Linked DNA regions of Homo sapiens: region 1 is linked to region 2. A link is a loop called in an ENCODE intact Hi-C map of the cell type or tissue named here. Cell type or tissue: GM12878. All regions are shown on one strand. Each heading gives the region's core, and the rest is flanking DNA. Links, peaks and the distances in the headings are about the cores only. Region 1 has its middle 18 kb from the start of LINC02813. Region 2 overlaps CNIH3 (cornichon family AMPA receptor auxiliary protein 3).

Region 1 (8,333 bases), core at 105-8,104, 48 kb after region 2:
ATCAACTCACTCATTGGACTTCATGAATGTGTGGTGGAGCCTCCTGAGGATTTAACTTTCAATACCATGACTTATTGATGAGACTTGTAATCAACAATAAAATTGGAAGGCCTCCTAACCATCTGCATTAGTCCATTCTTGAGCTACTATAAAGAACTACCTGAGACTGGGTAATTTCTAAAGAAAAGAAGTTTAATTGGCTCACGGTTCTGAGAGATAGATGTACAGGCCTCTGCTTCTGGGGTGGCCTCAAGAAACTTACAATCATAGTGGAAGATGAAGGGGAAGCAAGCATGTCTTACATGGCAGGAGCAGGAGAGAGAGGGTGGGGGAGGTGCCACAAACTTTTAAACAACCAGATTTCATGAGAACTCTATCACAAAACAGCACTAGGGGGATGGTGCTAAGCCATTAGAAACCACCCACATGATCCAATCACCTCCCACCAGGCCCCACTCCCAACACTGGGGATTACAATTCCATTTGAGATTTGGATGGGGCTCAGAGTCAAACCATATTACCATCTGAATAGACCCTTCCTCTGGGCCAAGGGCATTCCAGAATTAATCTGAAAAAGTAGTTCAGGCTGGATGAAGAGGGGATTGGACATGGCTCATCATTCCTATGAAGCATTAACATCAATACAGACCTTAAGTCTGTTAAGAAACATTTACAATCTATTGTCTCTGAAGCCTGCTACTTGCAGGCTTTATCTGCATGATAAAACCTTGGTCTCCACAACTCCAGACGTTCCTTTCTACTGATGATAACTTTCTACTGCTAATAACTGTTTCAACCAATTGCCAATCAGAAAATGTTTAAATCTACCAACGATCTGGAAGTTCCCCTCCTCGAGTTGCGTCGCCCTTCCAGATCAAACCAATGTAAATCTTTCATGTATTGGTTGACGTATTATGTCTCCCTAAAATGTATAAAAGCAATCTGTGCCCCAACCACCTTGGGTACACATCGTCAGGACCTCCTGAGGCTGTGTCATGGGTGTGTCCTTAACCTTGGCAAAATAAACTTTCTAAATTGATTGAGACCTGTCTCAGATACTTTTGGGTTCACAGCCTAAGTATAGGCTCCTTTAATAGTTAAGCGACTCCCTGAGGAGATGTTGTGAATTGTTAAATTCTCCATTCCGGCTTTTAGAGGATGCACAGAAACAACTGGATTGTCTGGAGTCAGCCCCATTGCAGGCCGCTGAGAAAGACAGCTGCAGACTATCTTGAGCTAAAATCACAATGTTAGCTCCACCAAGGTAAGGACTGCATTTGCCTAACTTACGGCTTTATGCACAGCAACCAGCACGTCTACCTACACACATAGGGGTCACTTAATCATATGTGAATTGACTTTGAGTGAATAAAAGAGTAGATATTTGTTTAACAAAGGAAGGAAAAACAGAAAAAAAGGGTGGTCTATTAATATCCTATTACTTTTTTGGAATGGGAGGCAAGTCTCTATGAATCTCTCACATTTCTTCACATCTAGGCATCAACACCCACTTTCCTCAGATTTATTTACTTTCCAGAATGGTAAAGATAGTGAGAATGTCCCCCTCCCTGGAGATGGTCTAGGATAATAAGGATAAAGACCTCTCTCCTCTTCTTGAGAAAGATTTGTTTACATTGCAGGGTAGTAAGATAACATCTCTCCCTGGAGGGGAGGATGGGCAGTTTTCCAGAAGCCCCATTGTAACGTAGGGGGGTTCCTAAGCTTAGGATTCCCCAGCTGTGAGGCGCCCCTGCACTCCGTGCATGGTATTCACCTGTGCCAACCTTTGCATCACCCTTGTGAGATCTGGGGCGTAAAGAGAACTGATACAAACAGGAAGCTTCTACCATTGCTGTGAAGTATCTAACTCCATCTACGTGGGCTCATTGTGTCCTTACTGGCAGAGACTATGGAGCTGTGATCAGGCAACCTGTCAGTTCCCACTGTTCTGCTGCTCAGTGCCTACCTGACCATGGGACATACCTACCATGTTTTTGCTTGGTATCATGATCCAAGTGAGCTATGGAATTAGCTTTTGTATGGGCCTCATATGTAGATGAACTTCTACTATGTGATGTTGGGGAAATGACTTAACATTTCTTAGCCTCAGTTTCTACATCTGTAAAATTACTTTCTTATGAGTTTGTTGTAAAGATTAACTATAAAGTGCCCAGCACAATGGCATGCACACATTAGTACAGCACCCTACAAAAGCTAATTTACCTTCTTTCCTATAAGCCCAGAAATCATAGACTACAATTTACTTAATTTGCTACTGTAGAATACTCTTTGATAACTTTTAATCCATAATTTCCATTTAAAATAAAATAATTGTATTACATTTTTTCCATCAAATTCTTATTAAAAGCAATTACAGATTTTTTTCACAGCAATATCAAAAATACTTTCATAAAGCAGTTATAAATATGTAAAAGTATACAGAAATATACAGAAATATTCCTTATTGTACAAATAGGAATCTTATTTATCTTATTTTCCCAGAGGGAAGAGAAAGGGGAATATTTGTTAAGCAGCAATTTTCCAGCCACTTTACATGCATTATGTTACTTAAAACTTTCAGGAATATTCTTTGTTATTATTTTGCAAATGAAGAAACAGAGGCTCAGACATATCAAGTAAAACTTGTATAAGATCACATAGTAGTGAAACCAAAACTTGAACCTTGAGTCTATTGACTTTAAAACATGAACTCTCTCTTTCACAAGTACCCAACTGCAGAAAGTGTTTACTCTGAGTTTCTCATCCTCTGCCCCTAATTCCCTGCCCGCTTCCATACCTCTTGCTGCAATCATTAATGAATTAGCACTGAGTTCCCTGTGTCCTCAAAATGGCAGCATTTCCTGGTATAACTAAAACTGGAACTTTGAGCCGTTTAGTATGGTGAATTCTACCTCCCTTCAAGTACTGAATTGCACAACTTCATATGCAAAAAGAAGCTTAGTATTTATTTGTTTGCTTTTTTTTGCTAAAAGAGAAGAGAGGATCCAGCGAAAGAGCTGGGGGGAGAGTGATAAGGGATGGGCCACATGGCATCCTGGTGGACATTTGCCATTGCTTTTTTTTTGACCACCCAACTCCTGAATCTTCTTTGTATATTTGGGACTTCCACTGTGTGAGCTGAGATCACTTTTGTGACCTCAAGAGAAGTCCAGACAACAGCTCTCCCAGCCCTCCTGAAGCCTGAGTGTGGCAAGTGACCAAGGCCTGGGCAATCAGGCAACCCCTGCAAGGACTCTGAATTGGGAAGTAGTGAGCAGGAGGAGGTTAGGGCCAGCAGCTGAAAGATAAGTGTTGCTGACAGACTTTGTCAGTGTCTAGGAACCATCTGCATCAATTTGAGGCTAAGAAACATAGTATCACCCATAGCTGGAGAGGGGACTGTCCCTCTACTCTGCTCCCCGAGCCCACTTGGCTATGGCCATGGTACCTCTGGTACCCTGAGGACTCTGGGTTCAGCAGGGAAAGAGACCTGAGTTTTGGAGGGAGAGTGTCTTCATATCTTCCTGGAGGCCACCAGCAGTGGAGGGGTCAGGAGGTTTGATGAAGAAACTGGAGGAGGGGACATGGGCAGACTTGTTTCTGATTACATGCGAGACACTCTCCCAGGGAGGTCCAGAGAGAACCAAGAGAGCTCTCAAAGGGCTTGTTTCTGTGTAGGTGGGTGGGCTAAGGGCCATGTGCATTAGGACAGATGAGGTCTGGGATATTCAGGTGACCTATACAATGAATAGATCTCTTCTAGCAATCCCATCAAAGAGTGTGTGCTTGAAGATGTAAACACTGATTTCACAGCCCACCTCCAACACAAATAAGGTGTGTTGGTGACACATCGCAGAGTGAAGTCACAGTGTCTGCATCTGTGAAATGTACATGATAATGAATGTTTATCCAGTTGTTATCGAATGCCCAGGGTTTAGTCTAGGTCCTGTTGCTTGCTGCATAGAAAGTTAATCACTGAGACCATGATTATTGCCAGGGAGGCTTTATTCGGGTGATGTCAACTGAAGAGATGGAGACAAGCCTCAAGTCTATCTCTTCTCCCATCTAAAATTATGGGTTGATTTAGCTGGGAAGGAAAACAGAAGGGGCAAGGAAGAGGAGTTGGTCAGCAGGCAGCAGGTGGTCAAATGAGGGTTCTGGTGTCTCATTGTAATCACATGTGGGAAAACAGGAATTAGGGAGGGGTAAGGAAGAGGAAGTGGTCAGCAGGCAGCAGGTGCGTTTCATTGTACAAAAGTAAGTTTCTCAAGCTTCAGTTCTATGGCCTTCTGGCTGGCTGGAAAATTGGGCTAGTTTCAGTTTGCAGAGCAATTATAAATAAATGAGAGTCTCTAAGTTAAAGAGCAAGACTTTGGGGGAGGAAGGGGCCAGATACCAATTATATCTATACCTTCGAAAACATTTACTGCCTTAGCCAGTACTAGGAAAGTGAGAGGCATCACATGGTAAAACTTTAATCTCCTTATATTTGCCTCTAAACATGATCTACACATGTTTACAGCATTTTAACCAGGAATCCTGTCCGTTTTCACTGAGAAGCCTTTGGTTGGAAACACAGTAGAGTGGACGTCTGTTTTTGTTTTTGTTTGTTTTTAACGTTGTTTTTTTCTTTTTGAGGAGGCACAGCATCCCTTATTTAGGGAAACTGCCTGCACAAATCCATGTAGTTCTGATGAGGCTGACAATGTCAGTATTCCAGGGTCCTGACCACAGCAATTGACATTTAGCCTAAGCAGAGAATGTCACTTTCTCTGGAATCTAATCTGGAACAGAGACACACAGGGCTAAAGCCCATTGGTGCCACATACAACGGCAATACCTCAGAGAAACAGAGACCACAAACTCCCACTGCTGTCCATGCTGTCGCCATCGTTTCTGTATTTCTGAAACCATTTGTTAGCTTTTCCTTTTTATATAATACTTTGGATAACTCCCTCTTCCTGTTTATGTTAGAGTTTACTTGTGCCGCTCAAACCCAAAAATATCTCAACAGATAGATTTTTAATTTACGTCATGGAGAAAGAAATGCTATTTAAAACTAAAACTATAAAGCAGCTTTTGAGTTTAAAGGGGAGGGTGGTTTCAAGATGATGGTAACATATTTCTAGGCTGTCCCATTCCTCTTGCAGAGGCTGGTGGGAGGGTGAGAAAAGGAAGATGGTGCATCTCAGAGCAGAGCCGTGCAAAGGGAGGTGTGGGGATGGGTTGAGATAAGGGCTCGATTGCTCTGCCTAACAGAGTGGGAAAAGTTGCTGGAAGACAGTAGGCCAAGCCATATGGCAGGAGACTAGAACTTAAGGAGAAAGTGGCCAAAGGAATTTTGAGAAGGAGGATAACATATTTAAAGTTAAGTAGTTTGAATTGTTTCAGTGTCAATCCAACATCCATTTCCTTCCGGGGAAAGTCTGTTGCACACAACTTTGTGTATGATCAACTGTGTGTGTGTGCCTGTGTCGTGTGTGTTTTGTATGCATGCATTGAGGAAGAGGGGGCTAGAATCTATGTCTGGCATGATGTGGTGTGGGGTAGGGATGGAAAATAGAGGAAGGCAAGATGATTCATAAACTAAACCACTTTAGCAGAATGGGTGACTTCATTCCCCCTGGAGAGATTGAGAAGCATGCAGCTTGCCTCTACATGTGGTTTCATTTTAATCTCAGAGGGCACAGTACTTTAGCTAATATCTGGCTCACATGATTATATATTCACAATCAATACATGTACATTTTGATGCTCTGGAGAAGAACTTGGAAAACAAGTAGGAAATAATCTTATTCCTCTAGAGAAGGGGCTGGCAAACTACTGGCATTGATGTAAATAAAGTTTTTCTGCAACATAGCCAGCTCATTCCTTTGAGTCGATTTACCACGAGAACTTATGGACCACAAAGCCTAAAATATTTACTCTCCAGCCCTTTAAGGAAAAGTTTGCCTACTTCTGCTTTAGAGGCCAAATGAGGCCTTACAGGAAGGAATAGGTTAGCCTTGTTCTACAAGTTGGACAACTCAATATGTACTGCTGGCTCAAGGTTTAAAGGTCCTTCATATTTGGCCTATAAACCTGAGGTGAGGTCTCACTGTTTATTTCAAGAGAAATCAGATAAAATCTAAACCAAGTACAGAAATGCTTTTTACAAATTTTATTTTAACTTTTGTCTATGGATTTCTTAACTCTCTTCTTCCCTTTTCTACCGTTAAAAGCAGCATGGTAGAGAGTCAAGGGCATGGGTTTGGGATTAAATAGTTACACATATGCAAGCTAGCTTCTCCATGTACTGCTTGTGTGACCTTGAGCAACGTTCCTAATTGAGAGCTATACCCCTGTTTTCTCATCTGTGAAATGGGCAGCATAATGCTCATTTCATAGGGCAGTTGTAAAGATTGTAAAGACAATGTTCATCGGGGTCTAGAATTTTGAAAATTCTCAACTTATATTACTCACACCCCTCCCCATCCTACTCCTGGTTCTTTGTTGTACTTTGCGCATGCAATGGAGGGCTTTATACTCAGCTGGTGTCCTCATGGTCATCTCTTTGCTATTAAACACTCATACTGTCAATTGTTTGGATCTGTGCCAGCAAGAAAACTGGGAGAGGCTGAGGGAATAATGTTTACCTCCATTTGGAATCTTCATGTTATTCTAAGGAGGAATGAGAAATCAGACCTGCCCAGCTCCCTGGGAGTTCTTTAACCTACTAAGCCTGGATTTCCAACTCAGGGCCTCATTGTGAACCTGGAGAGGAGGAGGTCATGGTCAAGAAGGGTTCGGGGCCAGGTCTGTAGAAGCACTAGTGTCCTGGTATCAGAAAAGCCCAGACAGAGCATTTAAGATGATTTAGGACAAACAACTTCCTTCTCAATTTGTGGACCAGGTTTAAGATCCCAGAGACCCAAAATAAATATAGGATTTCTGCCTGAGCAAGGCCGTACCCCAAGTTATCCCCCACAGAGAAATTACCAGCCTAATGCTTGAAAAGCACTTCACAGATGAAAGTGAACAAATACCTTAGATACTAATGTGGCTAAAAAGTCTGGCGTCTTGGACTTGGCTGTCGTGAAACTTCCGTGCCCTCCACCCTGACTCTGTGAGATAGGAAAGGCCTCTGCCACCTCAGGGCTCTTTTTTTGCCAAGCCAGCTCCCAACAGTGTTGAAGTTAAAGGAAATGCAATATCTTGTGTGAAATCCAAGTCTCTTCATTCCTGAATACAAATTAAGACCCCTTTGGCCTAATAAACATCATTGTCATGATTACAGTACTGATAGCTACCATTGGCTGAGCTCATGGAAGGTATGCACCAGGTATTTTACACAGCTATTATTTCCAGACTTCATCCAGCCTGAAAGTTTGGATTTGTTATCCCCATTTTAGAGAGGAAGAAATTGAGGCTCTAAGACATTAAATTCATTAAATTACTCACCTGAGTCAACAGGTAGTCAGATCTGTTTAACCCCAAAGCCACTCTCCCAAGCTTCCTTGCCTAAGCTGTTTTAGCTTTGCTCACAGAGGTCTAGCAATGCCCTAACTGCTCTGACCATTGTGGCAGGCACAGCTTCCCAGGTTCCTCTGCAGGAGAGTCTGATTCAGGGAATTTGGGGTGTAATAGGTGGTTCTTGTCATTGGGGAGCTTGAAAAACACTGGTAGTCACCACTCCCCTCCTCCTGCAGCTCCAAATGTGACTCATCCTGAGACCAAAGTGTAGACCTGTTTTTGAGACATGAAGCAAACAGGCTTCCCAAGACACCGTCTGATATGGTTTGGCTCTGGCCCCATCCAAATCTCATCTTGAATTATAATCCCCACTTGTCAAGGGAGGGACCTGGTGCGAGGTAATTGTGGTTTCCCCCATGCTGTTCTCATGATAGTGAATGAGTTCTCTCAAGATCTGATGGTTTTATAAGTTTTTGACAGTTCCTCCCTCACAGGCTCACACTTTCTCTCTCGCCTGCCACCATGTAAGATGTGTCTGCTTCCCCTTCTGCCCTGATTGTAACTTTCCTGAGGCCTCCCCAGCCATGTGGAACTGTGAGTCAATTAAACCTCTTTTCTTTATAAACTACCCAGTCTCTGGCAGCTCTTTATAGCAGTGTGAGAACAGACTAACACACCATCCCTATAAACTTTGAACATAAGGAGATAGAGAAGCATAAATGTGATAAGTTTCATTTCCTATGGGCTTGCGTGGATTTCTTGGGGATTTGAGATGTAAGACATGGACCAATAACACAGGTGAGATAACTGTGCTAACTTAGTTGTTGTGGACTGGCTTTAGCAGATGACAGCTGTGAAAACCAGCCAAAATAAACTGAGCA
Region 2 (8,333 bases), core at 256-8,255:
TTGCATTCACAACAGCCAAAGAGTGGAACCAACCCAAATGCCCATCAGCTGATAAATGGAGAAACAAAATATGGTATATCCATACAATGGAATACTATTTGTCAATAAAAAGAAATGAAGTACTGATACATGCTACAACATGAAGCCCTAAAGAAAGTATCAGTGAAAAAAGCCAGACACAAAAGGCCACATATTTCATGATTCTATTTATAGGAAATGTCCAGGAAAGGCAAATCTATAGACAGAAAGTAAATTCATGGCTGCCAGGGGCTGGGAGGGAATGAGAATAGGGAATGACTGCTAATGGGTCAAAGGTTTTCTTTTTAGGGTGATGAAAATGTTCTGAAATTAGATAGTCATGATGGTTGCACAACTCTATGAATATACTAAAAACCACTGAATTGTACAGTTGTACACTTTAAAAGGGTGACTTTTATGGTATGTAAATTATATCTTAATAAAAAAAAAAGCACCTACCAGATGGGCTGGATTTTCTGGGACAGTTATAATTTCATAGATTCTATTCCCTGCTAAGACCATGTGTCAGATCATGTGATTTTTGGCTTTTTGTAAAATAGAGTCACCATATGGACACAGGAGGCAGAGGTGGGGGAATATCTAAATAGTAGAGAAGGTATTTGCGCAGATAAGTTGCCTGCCCTTGACCCTTTGCTGCCAGAGCATTGGACCCCAAAGTGTTTTATCATTTTTATTGTACCATAAAATCTGGCTTGAATTTAGCCACACCTAAGACATGCACTCCTTCATTTAGAAAACATACGGGATACATAGTACACGCCAGGCATTGTGAGGGATTTCACGTTAAGTGTAAAGCAAAACCTTTACCCTTAAGGAACGTACATCCTAGTGGTGGAGGGAAATATGTTCTTAACAGACATATGAGGAATACTGGTAGGAGCATAGAGAAAGAAGCACTTAAATTAGACTCAAGAGTGACATTGGAAAAGCACATTCCAGGGCGAGGGCCCAGCATGTGCAAAGGCCCAGAGTTAAGAGAACACTTGTTGTGTTTGGGAAACAGTAGTTGCTCAGTGAGGTTGGATGTAGGGTTCTTGGAGGGAAATAAGAAGAGACAGGGTTGGCAGGCAGCTGAGAGTATGGTATGGAGGGCCTGAAATGATTTGATGGGGAAGGTGGAATTAATTTATTCTCTAGGTAATGAAAAATGATCAGAAGCTTTAGAAGAAGACAGTGGCATTACCTGATCTGATTTTTAGGAAGGTGGCCTGGGAAGCAGTGTAAAGGATGGGTTAGAGGGTGAAATATTGAGGATGAAATCCAATGAGGGGGTTATGGTGGGAACTCCAGGTGGAGAGGTGAGAGAGCCTTGACCCAGGTGGTGGGAGTCAGAATGGTGAGAGAACAAGAGAAGCTGTGGAGGTGAACTGGATAAGCCTTGGCCCATAATTGGGTGCAGGTGAGGGAGAGAAAGCCTCTAGGCTGCGTGGCCGGGAGGTCGATGGTGCCATTGACCAGGGCCAGCAGGGTAGAAGAAATCTCAGATTTAGGGAGGAAGGAAAAAGATTCGGTTACATCGAGAAGCCTCACTTTAAGTAAAGGCAATCTGCTCTCATCTGAATTAGAGAGAAGTCAAATAGAAGATCCAGGATTCACAACAACCAAGTGAGCTGGGTTTCATTTTCTGTGTTTGATACATGGGGACACAGAGACTCACAAAGGTTAAGTCAACTTAACCTGTGTTGCTCAGCTCGGACGTGGCAGGGCTGAGGTTACACCCCACCTCTGTACGAATTCCAGTCTGAGTCCCTGCCACCTGACACACTGCCCCAGGGGCTGGCTCTTCTCCTCCAGGAAAGGAGTTCGTCCCAAGGTCCTTCAAGTAGGGGGCTGTCAAGGCAGGGTATCAGAAATGTGATTAATGGACAAAACATCGATCAGGGCACTGCTTCGTGGGGCTAGCGCTTGTCCAAAAGGGAGGAAAAGGAGAGGCAGCCAGTGTCCGTAGACTAGGAAAGTTGATCTCTATGGAGGAAGGGAGGGGCTGCAATCTCCTTGCCAATAGGGACTTTGTCTTACCTTTTTTTTGAATCCCTGACAGGATCTAGTCTAGTTCCTGGCAATTAGTAAGTTCTCAGAACATGAAAGAAAAAAAAGAATGAGGAGGGGAGGAGTCCTTTAAAAACCAGAGCCCTTGTACACCCTTTATCCCCCTTTTTACTCCCCCTCCTTCCCAACAGGTCCAGACCAGTGACATTTCACATACAGAGAAAGTCCCCTCCTGCTCTGGCTCTTAGTTTGCTTAAAGGAAATAGAACTGTCTGCTGTTGACTCAGTACCTGTTCTTCCCAGGTTATTTGCATACATCGCCTCACATAATGGTCACAACAGCCCTTTGCAGTGGGCAATTCCATCCCCATTTCACCGATGAGAAAGTTGAGGCTCAGATGGGTTAATGACTGACCCAAGGAAAGTCAATGTGGTGACTGGTGACTGGCAGGGCCTTTGCTGTTTCCACGGAGCCACATGGCCACCCTGCCCTTCTGCCTCCACTTAATGAGGTCACCTGGGAATAAAACCACAGTGACAGCAAATAGCTTTTGAGATTGGCTCCCAGGAAGAGGAGAGATGAGTGGCCTGGAGGGCTGTGAGCTGGCAGTTGTCATCGAATCTGGCTTGTGATTTCTTTTCAGCACAGTGTCAGTGACAGATAACGTCAGTGCAATTCTCTGAAGGGGAAGGAGGAGGGAGCTGAGATTCCGGATCTGCGAGTTGCTACATTGCAGGATGTTCTTCAAAGCCAGTGTGATTAATCTCCCGGTCGGAGCCCTCTCCCTGGGCCCTTTACCACCATTGAGAACCACTGTCTGTCCCAGAGCCCAGGGAAGCCATTTATTTGCACTCCTGGCCTCTGGGTGGCTTTACCAGAATGACTGAAAAAGGAACTCACTGAGAGATTCCAGCTGTACTTTGTTCTTGGGCTCCGGCAGGAGGCTGTGGCCAGGTCCCTGGGGGCAGTGTCCTGGGGGCAGCGACCACTTCCCAAGGGACTCAGGAGGCTCAGACTCCTGCCCCAGGTCTCACCAAGCCTGACGGCTCCCCTCCTCAGGGGCTGTGGCCAGGTGAGCCTTGGGAACGTAGTATTTTGAAGTACACACAGTTCGCGTTAGCTGCTCCCCCTCCTCCTCTTTCCCACCTACGTTCTTTCACTCACCCAGCTGCCGTCCAGGGCACGCTGTCTCCCGACAGATGGCTGATGTTCTTTTTGAGTTCTAGGTCCCACTATCAAGAAGGAAAGCACCTGTAAACTGCTCTGCGCTCAAGTGAGAATAGGATGTCCCGAAGTATTCAGGATTTTCAATAAGGGTCTGTGTAAAGTAGTTTTAGGGTAGAATGGAGGTATGGTGGCATCCCAGCAGTGGTGGTATAGCCCTTTACCTCTGCCTGCACTTGTCCTGAGAGGCGGCTCTTCCTCAGACTCCTAGGCAACGCCAGGTGACACATTTCCCCTTCTGTTGGAGCAGCTTTGTATATGGGTGAAATTGCCATGATGCCAGTGGATTGGAGTATTTGGGGATTTACTACCTGCTGGAAGATAGTGGCTGAGCCACTCTTCAGCGGTGCTTCAACTGTGATTTGGGCAGAAGGCAGGCAATTGCTTGGCAGGGATTGCTCGACAGAAGCCCTGCATCGGAAGGGTTTGCCCAGGTTACGCCAGAAGTACCAGGACCTCAGAGACAATGATGTCCTCTCTCCCTGCAGGTATTTCCACTGTCCAGCAGATAGCTCAGAACTAGCCTACGACCCACCGGTGGTCATGAATGCCGACACTTTGAGTTACTGTCAGAAGGAGGCCTGGTGTAAGCTGGCCTTCTATCTCCTCTCCTTCTTCTACTACCTTTACTGGTGAGTATCTGCCCCTCCTGGTGGTTTTGACTCCTGCAGCAAAAGGAAGAGAATTTCAGGCTGGCCTCTGGGAGGCGTCCTTTGGGAGATGGCGTGCGAGGGTGGGAGTCATGGCCATTCAGGTGTAGTCCCAGCTGTCTGACTCTGGCTCAGGAGCAAGGGCTTCTGTATAAACAAGTAAGGGGGCAGGAGATCCTGCAGGAGGCCTTGCCTGCTGATCGGCACATCCTTAGGGCCACGCAGTGAAAACACCCTCTCAACATCCCTTTGGAGATAACTGGTGAAGTGCAGTTGGCTACTCCTTCTTCCCTATAGGGCTTCCTGCCTCTCACGACTTTGCAGCTCAGCCCAGCAGGTTGCCTGTGGCCACAGGGGCTCAGGCTCATCCTCACTGTCCCTTGCCCCAAGGATTCTTGGGAACCATAACAGAGGCCCCAAACTCCCCACCCCAGCCCCACAGTGGCTGTCACGGTTCATAAAGTGGCATTTTGTGTCGCTAAATGCTTCATTTACAGTTTTCCCAATATTACATAACACCATTCCAATTAAGAAAAACCTGCTGACTTTGCAGTCCTGTTTCAGGAGTGTCCCTTCTTTTCACCTCTCCGCTCAGAACATCCTAACTAAGCAGATAGCTATAAACAGACTGTCTTGTGGTTTGACACCACAGAGAGTGCCTTTTCCGCAAATGTCTCCTCCTCCTTCCTGCTCCTCTTTGGCTCATCTCTGGGGACTCTCACCTGTCACTTGCGATTCCATCATTACCTGTGGCAGGGCCATGGTGATCTCCAAACCTCCCGGTGATGTCTCCAAAAGGGCATGGTTGACAGCAGCCAGGTGAAGAGGAGGAGGGGTCGGGATGTTGGACTGCACGCCACCCCTAGGTTTGGATTGGGCTGTGGCAGGCCAGAATGTGGCTGCATTTGTCCAGCATTTTTTATTTTTTATTATTTTTTAATTTTTATTTAAAGATGGGGTCTCACTGTTTTGCCCAGGCTGGAGTGCAGTGGTGCCATCGCTGCTCACTGCAGCCTTGAACTTGGCTCAAGTGATTCTCCCACCTTAACCTGAGTAGCTGGGACTGCAGGTGTGTGTCACCATGCCCGGCTATATTTTTTTTTTTTAATTTTAAAATTTTTTGTAGAGATGGGGTTTCACTGTGTTGCCCAGGCAGGTCTTGAACTCTTGGGCCCAAGTGACCCTTCTGCCTCAGCCTCCCAAAGTTCTGACATTTAAAAATGAGCCAGGCTTTGTGCTCAGAGCTTTGTACGTATCGCTCAATTTATAAGATAAATACTATCCTCACTCACATATGAAAAATGAACTGAATCTGAGAAGTTAGATAATTTTCCTGAATTCCAGCTATTAGTGTCACAGCTGTAAGTAGTACATCTTGAGTCCGATTTCAAAGACTGAACTCCTTTTTCCTTTTTCTTTTTTTGAGGGTATCACTCTGTCTCCCAGGCTAGACTACAATGGCAGGATCATAGCTTGCTGCAACCTTGAACTCCAGGCTCAAGGGATCCTCCTGCCTAAGCCTCCTGAGTAGCTGGAATTATAGGCATGTACCACCATGCTCGGCTAATTTTTGTATTTTTCTGTAGAGACAGGGTTTTGCTATGTTGCCCAGGCTGGTCTTGAACTCCTGGGCTCATGTGATCTACCCGCCTCAGCCTCCCAAAGTGCTGGGATTACAGGCGTGAGCCACCGTGCCCAGTAGCTCTTAACTGCTGGCTATCTTAGAAAACCTCTAGAAAAGTCTTCATCAAAGTGTGGGGTAAGGAAGGGAGGAAGGTGTGCTTTTTAAAAATGCAGATTCCTGGGCTTATAGCTACCTATTCAAACTTTCCAGGGCTGGGCTCTGCGTTTTAAACAAGCTCTCTGGACAATCTTGGTGCACACCTTGGTGGCTCTGGAGCATTCTACTTGGTTCTGCCTTCCCTCCCCTTTACATCCCCAGTGTCCGCAGACTCTGTGGGGTGCTCTGGGATGTTTACTGCTCCAGCCTGCAGGGAGCCTGACGGTCTTTGAAGCCTCCGGAGATTTCTACGGTGCCCAGTGGGTTCACCTAAGTCTTTCTGACTCCAAGTCTGAACTATTTAACAACCAAAGGCTTGTCAGATGGGTTTCTGTCTTGGGAGACCTACAGAGTGTGGACAAAGCCGCCGTGGGCTTAGGGACTTGCCACCTTGGAGGTTAGGTTTTTTCCCTGCAGTGTGCTCAACCCTGCTTTCTTTGTGGAGCCACAGACTTCCCCTTCTGCAGAGTCATGGGCTGAGTGGCCTGTCCCCAGAGACAGCACTGTCTCTCCTCTAAGCCAACAGAATGAGACCATTGTTTTCATTAGCTCCTGCCCCTTTAGCCTGGGATCCACCTCAGTGTGGATGAAGACAGAGGCGAGACTTTCCCTCATTTCAGTTTTGTTGCAGTAACTGCTGGAGCCGAGGCGTCGCAGGGAAGAAGCCATATGAGTTCACAGGGAGGGAAGCGGCTGTGCGTGCTCCGCTGCGGGGGTGGGAGGGGGTGGGGTAGGGAGGTCTTGGCAGCTCCTCTCGGTTAGATGGGTGTGATTGTTCTGTAACCGAGTGTGTTCCAGACAGTCTGTTTGACTGTTTGTCCTCTAATTCATTACTTCAGTTTGGCCCTGCCTTCATGATACATGTGTTAATCACTCTGTTTCTAAAACAAAATTGGAAACAGTTCCTGCAGCCTCACTGGGACCCTGGGTGGCCGCCACGGGCACCCACATTCTTTGTTGAATCTGGCCCCTTGGTGCTCTTTGGGGCTGCTTAAAAGACTCTGTTTCTCCCACCTTAGGAGCTGCCAGCCCCTCAGATCCGGAGCTGGTGGAGAGCACAGCAGCGTCAGCGCAGGCCACCGTGGGAGGGAGGGAAGGGGACTCGTGTATGCAGAGCCATGTCTGAACTGAGCTCAGGGCTAGAGACCCACACAACAGCGGGGAAGACGGGGTTGATAGTTTATAGTTTGAGCTCCCTGAGGGGCTCCTGAGGACTTCGGAGAGGTTAAGAAATGTGTCTCAGGTCCCTGCTAATAATTAGCAACATCTGGCTTCAGAGCCTGTGCTCTTTCTTCTATCCTGTTTGAACCGCATGGCACCCATCACCCCACTTCTCAGGTTGCCTTGTGGACCAGGTGATATTTGAGGGTTGTGTTAGAAGGGGACTAGCTAATGCAGATACTAATACTAGCTAGTGAGCCCAGTGTGAACAGTGTCTGCTCTGTAGAAAGATTTTTTTCCGACCTGAAGTAGTAGGACCACCCTCCTGCGTGGTTATTCTGGATCATGCCTGTTCCTCCTCAGGTTTATTTCTCTCCATCTATGTTATTTATGATTTACTTGTTCCTTGACACTGGAGACCATGTTGGTTTCATTCACCTCTGCGTCTGCAGTGTCCTGGCCCGTGCCTGGCACTCACTGAATCCTCGTGGTTTGTTGTTACAGCTTAGCTGTATGCTTCCTCAAGGCAGGAATTGGGGCTGCACACTCACCATTTTCCCCAGCACTGAGAATAGTGTCTGGCATAACGAATGAAAGTGAGTAAACAAAGGTATCCACTTGAGGCTTAGTACTGTTATGCAAAAAGCACTGGCTTTGGAGTTAGAATGTGGCTTCTCGCCCTGCTGTCACTCCTCATCTGGCCCTCAGCTTCCCCAAGTAGAGTAAGTCCCTCTTGCTCCAGGTCTGACCAGTGGTTCTCTGTGTACATGAGGTGTGTGAGGTTCCTGAAGATGGAACTTGAGCTACTCAGAGGAGCTCATTGGGCATCCACAGCTGCAAAGGGTTAGAAGTCAAACCTTTTCATTTCTTTCCTTTGGTTTTACTTCTTAGATGAATCTTTTTTTCTCACTATAATGTGAAAAGATAGTTGGTTTCTTTTTCTGCGAAATAGACAAAGAGGTATATTTTGGTGCAGATCATTCCTCAGCCTTGCAAAATTACCCTGAAGCCCTTACTAAGCGCACAGGGATACATGTCCCCTTCACCCCACTCTTAGTAGTATTGGGGCAATACTTTAGGTCACACACTTTTAATGCATGTTTAATTCCTGGAGTCCATTAAAAATAAGAGGGCCAGGGAGTTACCCAATCAAGAATTCATTGAGTTCTGGTGCCCAGAGGGCTTATGTTCCCACGCTGGCCTTTGCAGTAGTGATGATGATCTTTCCCCCAGCACTACCGTATTATCCAGCATCATCTGGGAGCCCCTGGACACAGCCATCATGCAAGCACATGGCAGCTGGTGGCATAAAGAATCCACTGCACCCCCACCTCCACCCCCAGACCTGCCCTGCAATTGCACAAAAAGGAAAACAACCATAATCATCATCCTGATGAGAATGATAATAGGCACTTAGAGCTTTCACATCTTTTATCCAAGGGATACAATATGCTCTCCCAAAAAATTTTTATTCCAGTGTTGTGGGAAG

The links. Peaks named below come from ENCODE experiments on the same cell type or tissue, not always from the same donor. Only the 100,000 strongest peaks of a DNase experiment are listed, where the experiment ranks them.
Region 1: a loop joins it to region 2, with 4 times the contacts of the local background. A loop is called at or near these places in 2 of 110 quality-filtered maps.

What each region holds. Positions count from the first base shown.
Region 1 is chr1:224,779,215-224,787,547 of GRCh38, forward strand. No RefSeq gene overlaps it. Among named protein-coding and RNA genes, the nearest start is that of LINC02813, 18 kb to the left of the region's middle. RefSeq lists an enhancer at 3,967-4,176. In GM12878, for the core only: no CTCF peak of the experiment used is centred there; a DNase peak (open chromatin) is centred at 4,247; H3K27ac peaks cover 2,008 bases.
Region 2 is chr1:224,730,822-224,739,154 of GRCh38, forward strand. CNIH3 (cornichon family AMPA receptor auxiliary protein 3) reads left to right here. Exons shown (of 6, transcript NM_152495.2): 5 at 3,742-3,885. Among named protein-coding and RNA genes, the nearest start is that of CNIH3-AS1, 4.4 kb to the left of the region's middle. RefSeq lists enhancers at 2,205-3,404, 2,796-2,935, 4,417-4,486, 5,961-6,020, 6,371-6,420. In GM12878, for the core only: CTCF peaks have their summits at 2,740 and 3,907; DNase peaks (open chromatin) are centred at 2,450, 3,188, 4,560 and 6,150; H3K27ac peaks cover 3,411 bases.